Regions from separate parts of the Homo sapiens genome. Here regions 1 and 2 are each linked to region 3. A link is a loop called in an ENCODE intact Hi-C map of the cell type or tissue named here. Cell type or tissue: heart left ventricle. All regions are shown on one strand. Region 1 overlaps UBE2G1 (ubiquitin conjugating enzyme E2 G1). Region 2 overlaps UBE2G1 (ubiquitin conjugating enzyme E2 G1). Region 3 overlaps ANKFY1 (ankyrin repeat and FYVE domain containing 1).

The links. Hi-C counts contacts between places; a loop is a spot of excess contacts. Peaks named below come from ENCODE experiments on the same cell type or tissue, not always from the same donor. Only the 100,000 strongest peaks of a DNase experiment are listed, where the experiment ranks them.
Region 1: a loop joins it to region 3, with 6 times the contacts of the local background. A loop is called at or near these places in 72 of 110 quality-filtered maps.
Region 2: it touches region 3 in a loop (3-fold over the local background); 70 of 110 quality-filtered maps call a loop at or near these places.

What each region holds. Positions count from the first base shown.
Region 1 is chr17:4,302,236-4,306,235 of GRCh38, reverse strand. The region is part of intron 2 of UBE2G1 (ubiquitin conjugating enzyme E2 G1); the gene reads left to right. It also overlaps the pseudogene MFSD1P1. Among named protein-coding and RNA genes, the nearest start is that of ANKFY1, 40 kb to the right of the region's middle. In heart left ventricle, a CTCF peak has its summit at 1,600 (motif pointing right); no DNase peak of the experiment used is centred here.
Region 2 is chr17:4,315,890-4,319,889 of GRCh38, reverse strand. All of the region lies in intron 1 of UBE2G1 (ubiquitin conjugating enzyme E2 G1), which reads left to right. Among named protein-coding and RNA genes, the nearest start is that of UBE2G1, 49 kb to the left of the region's middle. RefSeq lists an enhancer at 1,933-2,700. In heart left ventricle, no CTCF peak of the experiment used is centred here; no DNase peak of the experiment used is centred here; H3K27ac peaks cover 1,590 bases.
Region 3 is chr17:4,213,923-4,217,922 of GRCh38, reverse strand. ANKFY1 (ankyrin repeat and FYVE domain containing 1) reads left to right here. Exons shown (of 25, transcript NM_001330063.2): 4 at 805-940. Among named protein-coding and RNA genes, the nearest start is that of ANKFY1, 48 kb to the left of the region's middle. In heart left ventricle, a CTCF peak has its summit at 2,403 (motif pointing left); no DNase peak of the experiment used is centred here; H3K4me3 peaks cover 349 bases; H3K27ac peaks cover 2,088 bases.

The DNA of each region.
Region 1 (4,000 bases), 88 kb before region 3:
GTATTACACACATCAGTGTTTTAAGAAGGCTAAGGAGAACTTTCAAGATCGTCTCTTTTCATGGTTCTCTACTTGAGTCCCCACCGAATACTGGTTAGAATCTAGGTGTTCTTATCCCAAACTAAACTAATGGTCACTTTCTCCTAGTTTATTGAAAGTTATTGTTATGCTCTATGATAATCTATTAACTGACTATTAATTGTTAAACCAATGGCTTAAGGATAGACAACAATGTAGTGGTGTGAAAGAGCAGTAGAAGAAGAGAAATAGAGTTTAAAAATATTTCATGTCGTACATTTCTAGATGCAAAGACCACAGTCTTCTTTTCTGCTCTGAGTGTTTGCAGACTAACTTAAATTTACTAGTATGTATTGTTTTGTAAGATGCATCTGCTGGCTTGGTGCGTTGGCTCACGCCTGTAATCCCAGCACTTTGGGAGGCTGAGGCGTGTGGATCACCTGTGGTCAGGAGTTCAAGACCAGCCTGGCCAACATGGTGAAACCCTGTCTCTACTAAAAATACAAAAATTAGCTGGGCATGGTGGCGGGCGCCTGTAGTCCCAGCTGCTCAGGAGGCTGAGGCAGGAGAATCGCTTGAATCCGGGAGGTGGAGGTTGCAGTGAGCCAAAATTACGCTACTGCACTCCAGCCTGGTGACAGAGCGAGACTCCGTCTCAAAAAAGAAAACAAAACCGTCTCTGGTCTTTGGTGTACATTTTTAAAAGTGTTGGCTGTTGAATTGAGATGTGAATCACAGCAATATTTCTGGCAGCTCTGCTGGAGTGTGTATATGCTGCTGAGAATACTGGTGGTCACTTCTGGACTGTGCCTTCCTGAGATCACTAGCCTTTGCTCAGGAAAGAGAGAGCATATTCCTAGGGCAGGACCTGAGAAAGGCAAAGGAAGGTACAGGGGAATGAAGAAAGGTTTGTTAGAAGTAAGCCTTTTAGAATGCTACCAAGAACCATGTACTTCATAGAATGCTTAAAAAATATTTGTTGTCGGCCGGGCGTAGTGGCTCACGAGGCCGAGGTGGGCAGGATCACCTGAGGTCGAGAGTTGGAGACCAGCCTGACCAACATGGAGAAACCCTGTCTCTACTAAAAATACAAAAAATTTAGCCAGGTGAGGTGGCATATGCCTGTAATCCCAGCTACTCGGGAGGCTGAGGCAGGAGAATCGCTTGAATCCAGGAGGCAGAGGTTGCAGTGAGCCGGGATCGTGTCACCCACTCCAGCCTGGGCAACAAGAGCAGAACTCTATCTAAAAAAAAAAAAAAAAAAGTTCTTAAAAAACTTCTTAGCAGAAAGTAGTGAGGTTCTTGTAATTATTTCAGTGGAATGGAGAGAGTAGAGGCCATCTTGGAATTGTTTGAAGAGCACTATTGGAAGTGAATATATACACCTTACGTTTAAATAACTGCCTGTGAAGGGAAGTAGAGGCTTGTGCTGGGGGGAGGGGTGTTATAGGATTGAAAATAAATTAGTATAGGCTCAGATGGTACCCAGACCTAAGTGATTAATTCACCACTTTATAATTAGATAATAGAAATACTGTACCAAAATTCTGTAAAAGCTGCTGTGATTATCTCTCTGTGCCATCATTAGCCCTCATGTAGTCACTAGAGGGCGCTCCACTCTCTTTTCAGTCTATGTGATTGATAACCGGTACCGTTCAAGGATTACTTTGAGACTCCTATAGTTGCCACAAGTCTTAATTCAGTCATACTCATATTTATATAGCATTACATTTTTATTTTTATTAATGAGTCTTTCCAGTGCAGTAGTCCCTAAGGCCTTTCTATGAAATGTACATTCTGAAACTGGTGTGGTATACCAACTGTTTTCAGACTGATTATCAAACAGTATGGATAACCACTCATATCCACAGAAATTAAAATTTCAGGTAGAAGTGGCAATAGGTTTGTAGTACGGAAGTTTAGGGTGGATACAGTGGCTCACGTCTATAATCCCTACACTTTGGGAGGCCAAGGGTGGATCGCTTGAGCTCAGACGTTGGAGACCAGCTTCGGCTACATGGCAAAACCCTGTCTCTACAAAAAAAAATACAAAAATAAGTCAAGCATGGTGATGCATGCCTGCAGTCAGGAGGCTGAGCCCAGGAGGTGGAGGCTGCAGTGAGCCAAGATTACGCTACTGCACTCTAGCTTGGGCAACAGAGCTAGACCCTGTCTTAAACAAACAAACAAAACCAGAAAGTCTAAGAAACCTGGATATCACTGTATCATTATAACATTTTATAAATTATTAATGAATGATGACTGTATAACTTTTATCTCTCTTTTCCTTTCATCACCAGTGGCTGGTCTGTTCAAGGAGTATGTCTTATTTATTTATTTTGTTTTTAAGCACTGGCAATGATATGAAAAATCTGGAGAATCTTAAGATTATGTGTTTTGTAGTATTGCCTTGGGTAGATATAGAAAATGAAGAATCAGTTAACCAAAACTCTGAATTACATTCTTTTACAGTTGCAAAATTCTATTCCAGTTATAAATTATTTTCCAGTCCTGTGTGAGACATAGAGGCAGAAGCCATCTCTTCTGTAATGAAGTTCTGGAGGGAATGAACCTAGTGCCTACATTGCTTGGAAATGGAATGATCAGTGGTAATGCCATGCGGTTTATCACGTAGTGTTCAAGAACATGGACTTTGGGGACTGCCTTTGGTTAGCTCTCTAACTCTACCACTCTTCTTAGTTGAGTGACTTTGAACAATTACTTAAATTTGGTCTTAGCAGTTTCATTTCTAGGGTAAAAACCCTATGCTTAGGAAATGTTTCAAATGTTCCATGTTCTATTGCTTATAATAGCAAAAAAAAAATTATTTTTTCCCCTTTTGCAGTTTTATTATTTATTTTTGTAAATGTCAATTATAATTCGAAGGACACTTTGTAGTTACTAATTAGACTATATGAAAAACTGTACAGACTGTTTGTACTATAATTTGTGTCCCTAAGAGATTAGGGGACTCAGTAACAGAAAAATCAACTCAGAAGGGTCACTGCTCAGCAGTCCACATAACCACATAGTAGAGCCCAAGCTACTGGTTGTGAGTAGAAAGAGACTTCATACAAATATCTTCACATGTCTTCTAGCATTATGCCCCTACCAGGAAAGGGAATGTCTGTCACAATTTTTTTTTTTTCTGCTGTAAGATAAAGAAAAGGCTGTATCCCTTAGACACATACTTAATGAAGACAATCTCAAAAGAAGCTCCTGTGTTTTTCTGTTTTCACTGTTCTTTTCTGAAGTTCACCTGGATGTTCCAGAGCAGTTTTCTAAACCTTTCATTGTTGGTTGGCCTTTTGTAGAATTCTTCAGCAACACACAATACAGAAGACACAGGCTAAAATAGTTCTCACAAATACACTTTGAAATAGGTGTATTTGGATATAAATACAACTTGCCATTCCATTATTTTTTTTCTCATGACTAAACTCTAAATTTTTAAAAATGGAGATTTTCAAACCAGTGATGTGCAAAAGCCCATTCTCATGACACAGTCATTTAAACTTATTAAGTATGGGAAAATTTTATTTCTTCCCTTTGTCTTGTGGAATAATTTAGGTTCTCACCCTGGGCATGATTCACAAAATAGAGTAAGACCACAGATAAAAGTCACATAGAATCACAGGCAATGAAGAAAACTTCTAAAAACAAATATCCCCCAGTGTCCAGTATCATCCATCCCAGCAGTGATGGAAATGATGGCCACCCCAAGATTCTGAATGGAGTGCGTGAAGCCATATGCAGTTCCCAGTTGATGTTCAGGAACTACAGATGCCACTGTTGGCCAAAATGCACAGGCAAGCGATGAATAGGAGATTCCCAGAAGACACAGCAACCCAAGGGCTCCACATCATAAAGGCCAGCATCATGTGGGACACAAGAGTGGCTGCAACCACACGCAGAACCCAGATGCTGTTCTTCCCCGTGTCATCCACTGGGAGCCCAAATACTGGGGTGTGGGAGCTGATAA
Region 2 (4,000 bases), 100 kb before region 3:
ACCTGCGTTTTTCTGTTACTGAATTCTTTATTTTGATTGATTTCGCAGCATTTAATTCAAAAAGTACCATTTCTTAAGTCCTTAAAGTTTACAATACATGTAAATGTGTATTACCATCTTATTTGGACTTCCTGTTTGGGCTTCTCTCTCTCTCTTTTTTTTTTTTCGACACAGGTGCCTAGGCTGGAGTGCAGCAGCATGCTTACAGCTCACTGCAGCCTCGACCTCCTGGGCTCAAGTGATCTGCCCACCTTAGCCTCCTGAGTGGCTGGCACCACAGGCGCTTGCCGCCATGTCCAGCTAATTTTTGTATTTTTTGTAGAGGTGGTGTCTCCCTGTGTTGTCCAGGCTGGTCTTGAACTCCTGGGTTCAAGCATCTACTTGCCTGGGCCTCCCAAAGTGCTGAGATTACAGGCATGAGCCACCATGCCTGGCTGCATTTCTCATTCTTTTTATCACATTCTTCTTCAGGATTCCGTATTTCTTCACGTCACTGTTACTTACCTACAATGAGTATTGTGGAGAAATCTGAGGCTAACCTGGTTGGTTCCACCCACCCACCTATACTGGACTTGTTTTTTCCCTTCCTGAATATCCTTGATATTATTTAACTTTAAAGTTCAGTGCCTCATTTGACAGATGTTTTATTGTTTATTCTGTACCAGTTTTTTCTGAGTTGTGGGATATGTTTTCAATCTGTATATTTATTATTATAGAAAGCTTTATAGATTTATGACATTTTAATATTCTGATCTCTTCAGGAATGCCAGTTTAACTTATGTAAATCTCCTTTGTTTATTATCTTTACTCTTTAAAAATAACTATTTATCTTTTCATTAGAAGTATGATTTCTGAAAGTTATGACCATGATTTGTTTTTAGTCTGTTTTTCACTTTCCTTTAAGGTCTCCTGTTGCTTTATAATGTTTTCTTTCTGGTCTTCTTTAAAAATATGTTTCTGTAATTTCTTTGAGACTGTTTTTCTGAAGTCTTTCTGGTTTTTTATATGTATTATTTGGTGGTTGAAATGAACTTAAAGTGAATTGGAAATTCAAGAATCTCATGACTGTGCTTGCTTCCTTCAGCAGCAGCATGCTTACGACTCACTGCAGCCTGAGAATCACTTTTTTGCCCCGTATAATGTGGGGAAGGTAAAAGGACAGTTGAGAACCACTGGTGTATTCGAGGGGAAACTGATTAGGGACCAACTGGGATGTGAACTTAAAAATAGGGCTTTACACATGAAGAAGGTGGCATTCTTAGTTGGAAGTGACAGGAATTCAACTAAAATAAATTTAGACAAAAAGGAAAACTGACTTCTAACTAAGTTTATAGAAGGGCAGGAGTAGTACCAGGTGTAAGAAATCAAAGATCTGTTTGGATTTCTTGTTGCTTATTCTTCGTTTTGGCTTCATTCTCCTTGAGACTTGAATTGCGGCTATTGGCAGCTCTCAGGCCTTTATGGCACAGCTTCCCAACTCTGAAAAACCACTCCCTCCTGTGGCCTTGGGGTACCGGGGGCCTTGTTTGGCAGTCCTACTAGAAACATAGTTGGGCGTGAGGTTTGAAGCTGGGTAGTATTTTCCAAAAGAAATAATTCAGGTATGGGCTTGTTCTCAGGATTCTGAAGAATACAGACGTATTCCTTTTATGTCCTGTAGCCTAATTAATGAGCAATTTTAAAGGAAGAAAATGGACAACTAACATTTATTGTACCTTAAGCTGGGTCAGACTTTCGCATATACAATATCTTCTCCGTGTTGCAACGTTACCAAGGGCTTTACCATCCTTTACTGATAAGGAAAATGAGACTCAAAAAATAGAAATGATCTGTTTAAGTTGCCCAGGCTAGTAATACATAATATCATATGCTGTGCCCAAATTTTCCATTGTGAAGTGACATTCAGAAATCCTCAGGAATCATCTTTATCAAATTTATTTCTATAAAATAGGCGAGATCAAAGTAAGCTGTTTGTGTGACACTATAAACTAGTGTTAGGGCATAATTTCGGTATTGTGAGGAGTTCCTGCTGCGACAAATCTTGGCAGAGATGCATGCTTATGCTATTGTGTATAATTTATGCACAAGCAACAACGTACTTAGGACTTAATATTGAAGAACCCTGACGCCTGTGATTGAAGAAGCTGTGATAAGCAGGGTGAAATATTACAGGTAGCAGAATGTCAGTAAGTGTTATTTTAGGAATGTGGTCCAGAATTCTGCCAAGCAAATCCCTTTGGGAAGCATATTGACAAATTCTTTTTAAGGGATCATCTCTGATCTGTTTGGCTTGTCTGTTTCATTTTCCTTATGTTTTTGAAGCACAGTAAAATAAATTGGGTGGAATATTTTTTGTTTTGTTGTTTTTTGAGACAGGGTCTCACTCTGTATTTCCCAGGCTGGAGTGCATTGGTGTGGTTTTGGCTCACTGCACTTTCTACTTCCCAGGCTCAAGCAGTCCTCCCACCTCAGCCTTCCGAGTAACTGGGACTATATAGGCACATGCCACCATGTCCGGCTAATTTTTTTTTTTCTTTTTGAGACGAAGTCTCGCTCTTGTCGCCTAGGCTGTAGTGCAGTGACACGATCTCAGCTCATTGCAACCTCCTTCTCCCAGGTTCAAGCGATTCTCCTGCCTCAGCCTCCTGAATAGCTGGGATTAGAGGCACCCGCTACCACGCCTGGCTAATTTTTGTATTTTTAGTGGAGATGGGGTTTCACCATTCTGGCCAGGCTTGTCTTAAACTCCTGACCTCAGGTTATCTCCCTGCCTCAGCCTTCCAAAGTACTGGGATTACAGGCGTGAGCCACCACACCTGGACAGGGTATCACTATAGTGCCAAGCCTGGTCTCAAATTTCTAGGTTCAAGCGATCCTCCTGCCTCGGCCTCCCAAAGTGTTCGGATTAGAGGCCACCGAGCCTGGCCTTGATTTTTTTTTTTTTTTTTTTTATTCAAGAGACATGGTCTTGCTCCAAGCTGGAGTGCATTGGCACCTTCTTAGGTTACTGCAGCCTCAAACTTCCGGGCCCAAACAGTCCTCCTGACTCAGCGTCCCCAGTAGCTAGGACTGGGTCTCTCTATGTTGCTGTTGCCTAGGCTGGTCTTGAACTCCTGCCCTTAAGCGATCCTCCCACCTTGACCTCCCAAAGCACTGAGATTACAGGTATGAGCCACTGTGCCTGGCCAAAAATGTTTTTGATTAGGAAATCAGCTAGCCGGTAGCCCGTGTCGTGGTACAAATAAAAAATTCTAATTTTAAGCAAATTTTTAAAGTTTACCAGAAATTTGTAAAATTTATTAACTTGATGCATCTTGAAATCTAAAGAGGAAATACACCTTTGTGATTGCTATGCTTGACTTTTTTCAGTATTAATTAATGGAAGGTTGAAGGACGGGAACGTTTTTGCAGTTACTTTTGGTGACTTGGTTTGTGGCATTTTTATGTTTTAAGGTAACAGCAGTTTATTCCTCTGATAATAAGGTCAAAATTATTTTGACAAATTATCTCAATAGTTAGGAGTAATTATGTACTGTTTGGGTAAAGGGGTCTGTCTATCTATGATCTCAGAAGTTCAAAGTGAAGCTGCAGTAAAAATAGTTACTTTACAGACATATACCTTGCAGCCAACTGTGTTGTATAAATAAACTTGACAGGAACTCACATTCCCGGAGCAGGAGACCACAGTCACCCAGACACAAAGGAAAATCGTTACTAGGCTGTAAACCTCAGTTTGTATTTGGCTTTGTAGAAGTTAGACTTAGCCAACAATTGGTCTTGGCAAAGTACACTTAGGCGGTGGCTCACGCTTGTAATCCCAGCACTTTGAGAGGCCGAGGTGGGCGGATCACGAGATCAGGAGATCGAGACCACGGTGAAACCCCGTCTCTACTAAAAACATATATATATAAAAAATTAGCCGGGCGTGGTGGTGGGCGCCTGTAGTCCCAGCTACTCGGAGAGGCTGAGGCAGGAGAATGGCGTGAACCCAGGAGGTGGA
Region 3 (4,000 bases):
TCTTTGAGCCCAGGATTTCGAGACCAGCCTGGGCAACATGGTGAAACCGTCTCTGCAAAAAATACAAAAATTAACCTGGTATGCTAGCATGCACCTGCGGTCCCAGCTACTCGGGAGGCTGAGGTGTAAGGACCACTTGAGCCCAGGGAGTTCGAGGCTTCAGTGAGGCATGATTGTGCCACTGCATTCCAGCCTGGGTGACGTAGTGAGACCCTGTCTCAAAAAGAAAAAAAAAATAATGTTAATTCTTTGTCATATGTTTCAAATATTTTCCCCAATTTATTCGACATATCTTTAGTAGGTTTATTTCCTCACTCACTGCCCACTGCGAAAGTTTAGTCAGATGTTGCCCAGACTGCTGAGTCACCTTTTTTTTGAGACGGAGTCTCCCTCTGTCACCCAGGCTGGAGTGCAGTGGCTCAATCTCTGCTCACTGCAACCTCCGTCTCCCGGGTTCAAGCGATTCTCCTGCCTCAGCCCGAGTAGCTGGGATTACAGGTGCACGCCACCAGGCCCGGCTAATTTTTTTTGTATTTTTAGTAGACATGGGGTTTCAGCATGTTGGTCAGGCTGGTCTCGAACTCCTGACTTCGTGATCTGCCCGCCTCAGCCTCCCAAAGTGCTGGGATTACAGGCGTGAGCCACTGCACCCGGCCGAGTCCCCATTTTTAATGACTGTGTAATATTCCTTTAAGTTGGGTATACTGTCATTTACTTTATTAGCCTCAAATTTTAGGGATCCCTTGAGAAAGTCTAAGCATGTCATTCTATGCTTTTTCAGTTGTTCTCTCTTTCTTTAACCAGATGCTAATCCTGAGGTGACGATGACAATGCTTCGCTGGATCTATACAGATGAGCTGGAGTTCAGAGAGGATGATGTGTTCCTGACTGAACTGATGAAACTAGCAAATCGGTTTCAGCTACAGCTCCTCAGGGAGAGGCAAGTCACAGCAGATATATTCAAGCACCTCAGATGGTGGTGGCTGAGCTTTAATTATGCCGAGCTCTGGGAAAACAGCTTCTTCTGCTAATGTAAATAACTTGGCAAGGTGTTCCTTTAAAGGCGATGCTGGGGACAGATGTTACCTCCCTTGCTTTGTGTTATCTTGTAGCTAAATTTTGCTAAAGCTTTTGCTATTCTCTTTTCTTTCACTGGTCTGTTACCTGAAATTACATAATCGTATAAACTGAAAAATTAAATATGAAATAATATAATCCAATGTCCAAACTTTCAGCTTTCCTTCCCTTTCTGTTTCCCTTGACATTTTACTCTATTTTCTGATATATCAAGTTGAATGAAATCCTTAGTCATAGTCTCTTTGTTGGAAACAATGAGTGCCTAAATGAATATGTGAAAATATTGTCCAAATAAGTGTCATAGCCAGTGTTCCAGAGATCTCACTTCATTTAAGTTACTGCATTTTAGGTTGTCAAGGAGATAGCATGCTGTGTTTTTATATTACATTTTCTCTGTTGCTCTCCCAAGTTGGCATTTTAGAACAACAGAAAACAAAACGTTCACTAAATAATGTCAGACGAGATGTCCGGGAGCGTCTTTCTATTGGAGCTGTGGCTCTTGGTAATCAGCTTGCTGATGGAGTGGCTTTTTACAGCATTTAGTGATCTTTGTATTCCCTTGGGTGCATAAAGTAATGGCTTTTCTCCTGGGTGAGTGAAGGGATGGTTTCAGTCATCAGGAGGCACTCCACCTATTGCTGTGTTTTCCCTAGAGAGACTTTGCTGCCTAGAGCTGCTTGCTGTTTTCGTCATGGGCTGGTGTTTTCCCAGGAGGGCTCACTGTGCCCCACATGAAATCAGTGGACGGCTTACTCCTGTCTGTTATTGATGTGGGTTTGAGTGCATTTTAATATCTAAATCCTATAAATAAAAAACAAAAGCAGGTCCACAGTCTATAGGTGCATACAGCATTAGGCTATTAGCAAAGCTGATTTGATTATTGAGGACATTCAGTTAACTGTTTCTTTCATTTGTTTGTTTGTTTGTTTTGGTGAGGAGTTTTGGTGATAGTGAAATCAGACTGATTTTAATTAGATTGAGTATGATTTATGTCTTTATATGTTTTCCAGACTTCCTGAGCTTTCTCCTGTTGACCTTGTCAGACTTGCTTATGTAAATTAAATTGCTTTTGTAAAAATGTCTTGGGGTTGGAGTAGTTGAGATAATTGTAATCTGTGTAATGGATTCTTTAATTAAACTGTTTGTTGTTTGTTGACCGAGTAGGCTTCATAACTGTCAACATTACCAGATGCTTAATTTTGTATTGTTAGATATGAGTATCGAGTTATTATCTGTCATGGCTTTCTTAAGAGCTGGAGTGGAAGACACCGGGAGTGGAGTCAAGGGTTGGCTTTTAAAGGGTCACAGAGTGCCCCCTGCTGTCCTTGGAAGGAATTACATGCTTGAGATAATGAAAGGGTGCTAGCGACGGGTGCGGTTCAGTGTGAAGCAGCCGTTGCTCTTTTTGTAATGTGGGGATCTCGCCGGTTTTGGAATGCTAGCACTGATTTGATGAAAAGGAAGTTTTTATAGTAAGCATCAGGAAAATCTTTTCTTTTTTTTTCTACCACGGAGGGCACACTGAAGAAAATACTCTTAATTTTTTTTTTTTTTTTTTAGAAGACAGCCTCACTGTGTCACCCTGGCTGGAGTGCAATGGCACAGTCTTGGCTCACTGCAACCTCCGCCTCCCGATTCAAGCGATTCTCCTGCCTCAGCCTCCTGAGTAGCTGGGATTACAGACGACTGCCACCACGCCCAGCTAATTTTTGTATTTTTAGTAGAGACGGGGTTTTGCCATGTTGGCCAGGTTAGTCTCAAACTCCTAGCCTCAGGTGATCCGCCCGCCTCAGCCTCCCAAAGTGCTGGGATTACAGGCGTGACCTACCGTGCCTGGCTAATCTTTTTAAAGAGATAATTAATGTATACTAAAAAAAGACAGTTAATCTTTTTCTCCTTACAAAAGTATAATACATGTTCGGTGTATGATATTTGGAGGATACAGAATGATATAAAGAAAAAAGTCATTTGTAACTAAATCATTGTTTACCTTCTGTCATTTTTCTTTTCAATAATTTTTTTTTCCCACATCCACTCAAGAGTGATATGAAAACTATACAGCAGTTTGTGGGACGTTTAAATATATGCTTGATGTTATACTTTAAAAGTCACCAACATGGTGAAACCCAGTCTCTACTAAAAATACAAAAAAATTAGCCAGGCGTGGTGGCGGGCACCTGTAATCCCAGCTACTCAGGAGGCTGAGGCAGGAGAATCGCTTGAACCTGGGAGGTGGAGGTTGTGGTGAGCCTGGATTGAGCCTTGTTGCTCCAGCCTGGGCAATATGAGTGAAAGTCCATCTCAAAAAAAAAAAAAAAAAAAGTTAGGTTTATCGTTTTTGTATCTCTGTGTCCTTTCTGTACTCTAAAGTTAAAAATAATAATTAAAAAATTCCCTTCGGGTGAAAGTCTGTCTGTCTTGCTATTTTCAAAGAGAATATAGGAACCGAGAATCTTAATTTCTAAATAAGATTACGTGTTCCTTGGTTGCGTAAATCATGTCAGTTACTATTTATAATCTATCCAAATGGCAAATGGCACTCTGGAGATCCTAGAATTGGTGACAGTGAAATGTCTGCCAGCTTTAATAAAAGATCTGCTTTCGTGAAACATATTTGAGTCCCTTGGTGCAATGTCATTTGACAGTGAAAAGGAGGAGAGTGGAATTTTCAGGTTCTCAGCAAATGCTGTAAAGGTGCTTTGTAAAGTGCTCTGCAAATGTGAGTTATTACTTCCTGAGATCATACTGTGTATTAGGCTGCCTGGTGTTAGGATGTTAGGAAGGCAGATTGAATATTAGTTGTAAAAATGGTAAAAGCTTCTGAAAGCTATCTGAAAAGAGGTTTTTTTCTGCTGGAATGCTCTGATTTCATGGCTGAGGTTAGAGTGACTTTGTCAGACATTGCTGTGGTGTGCTACAGGTT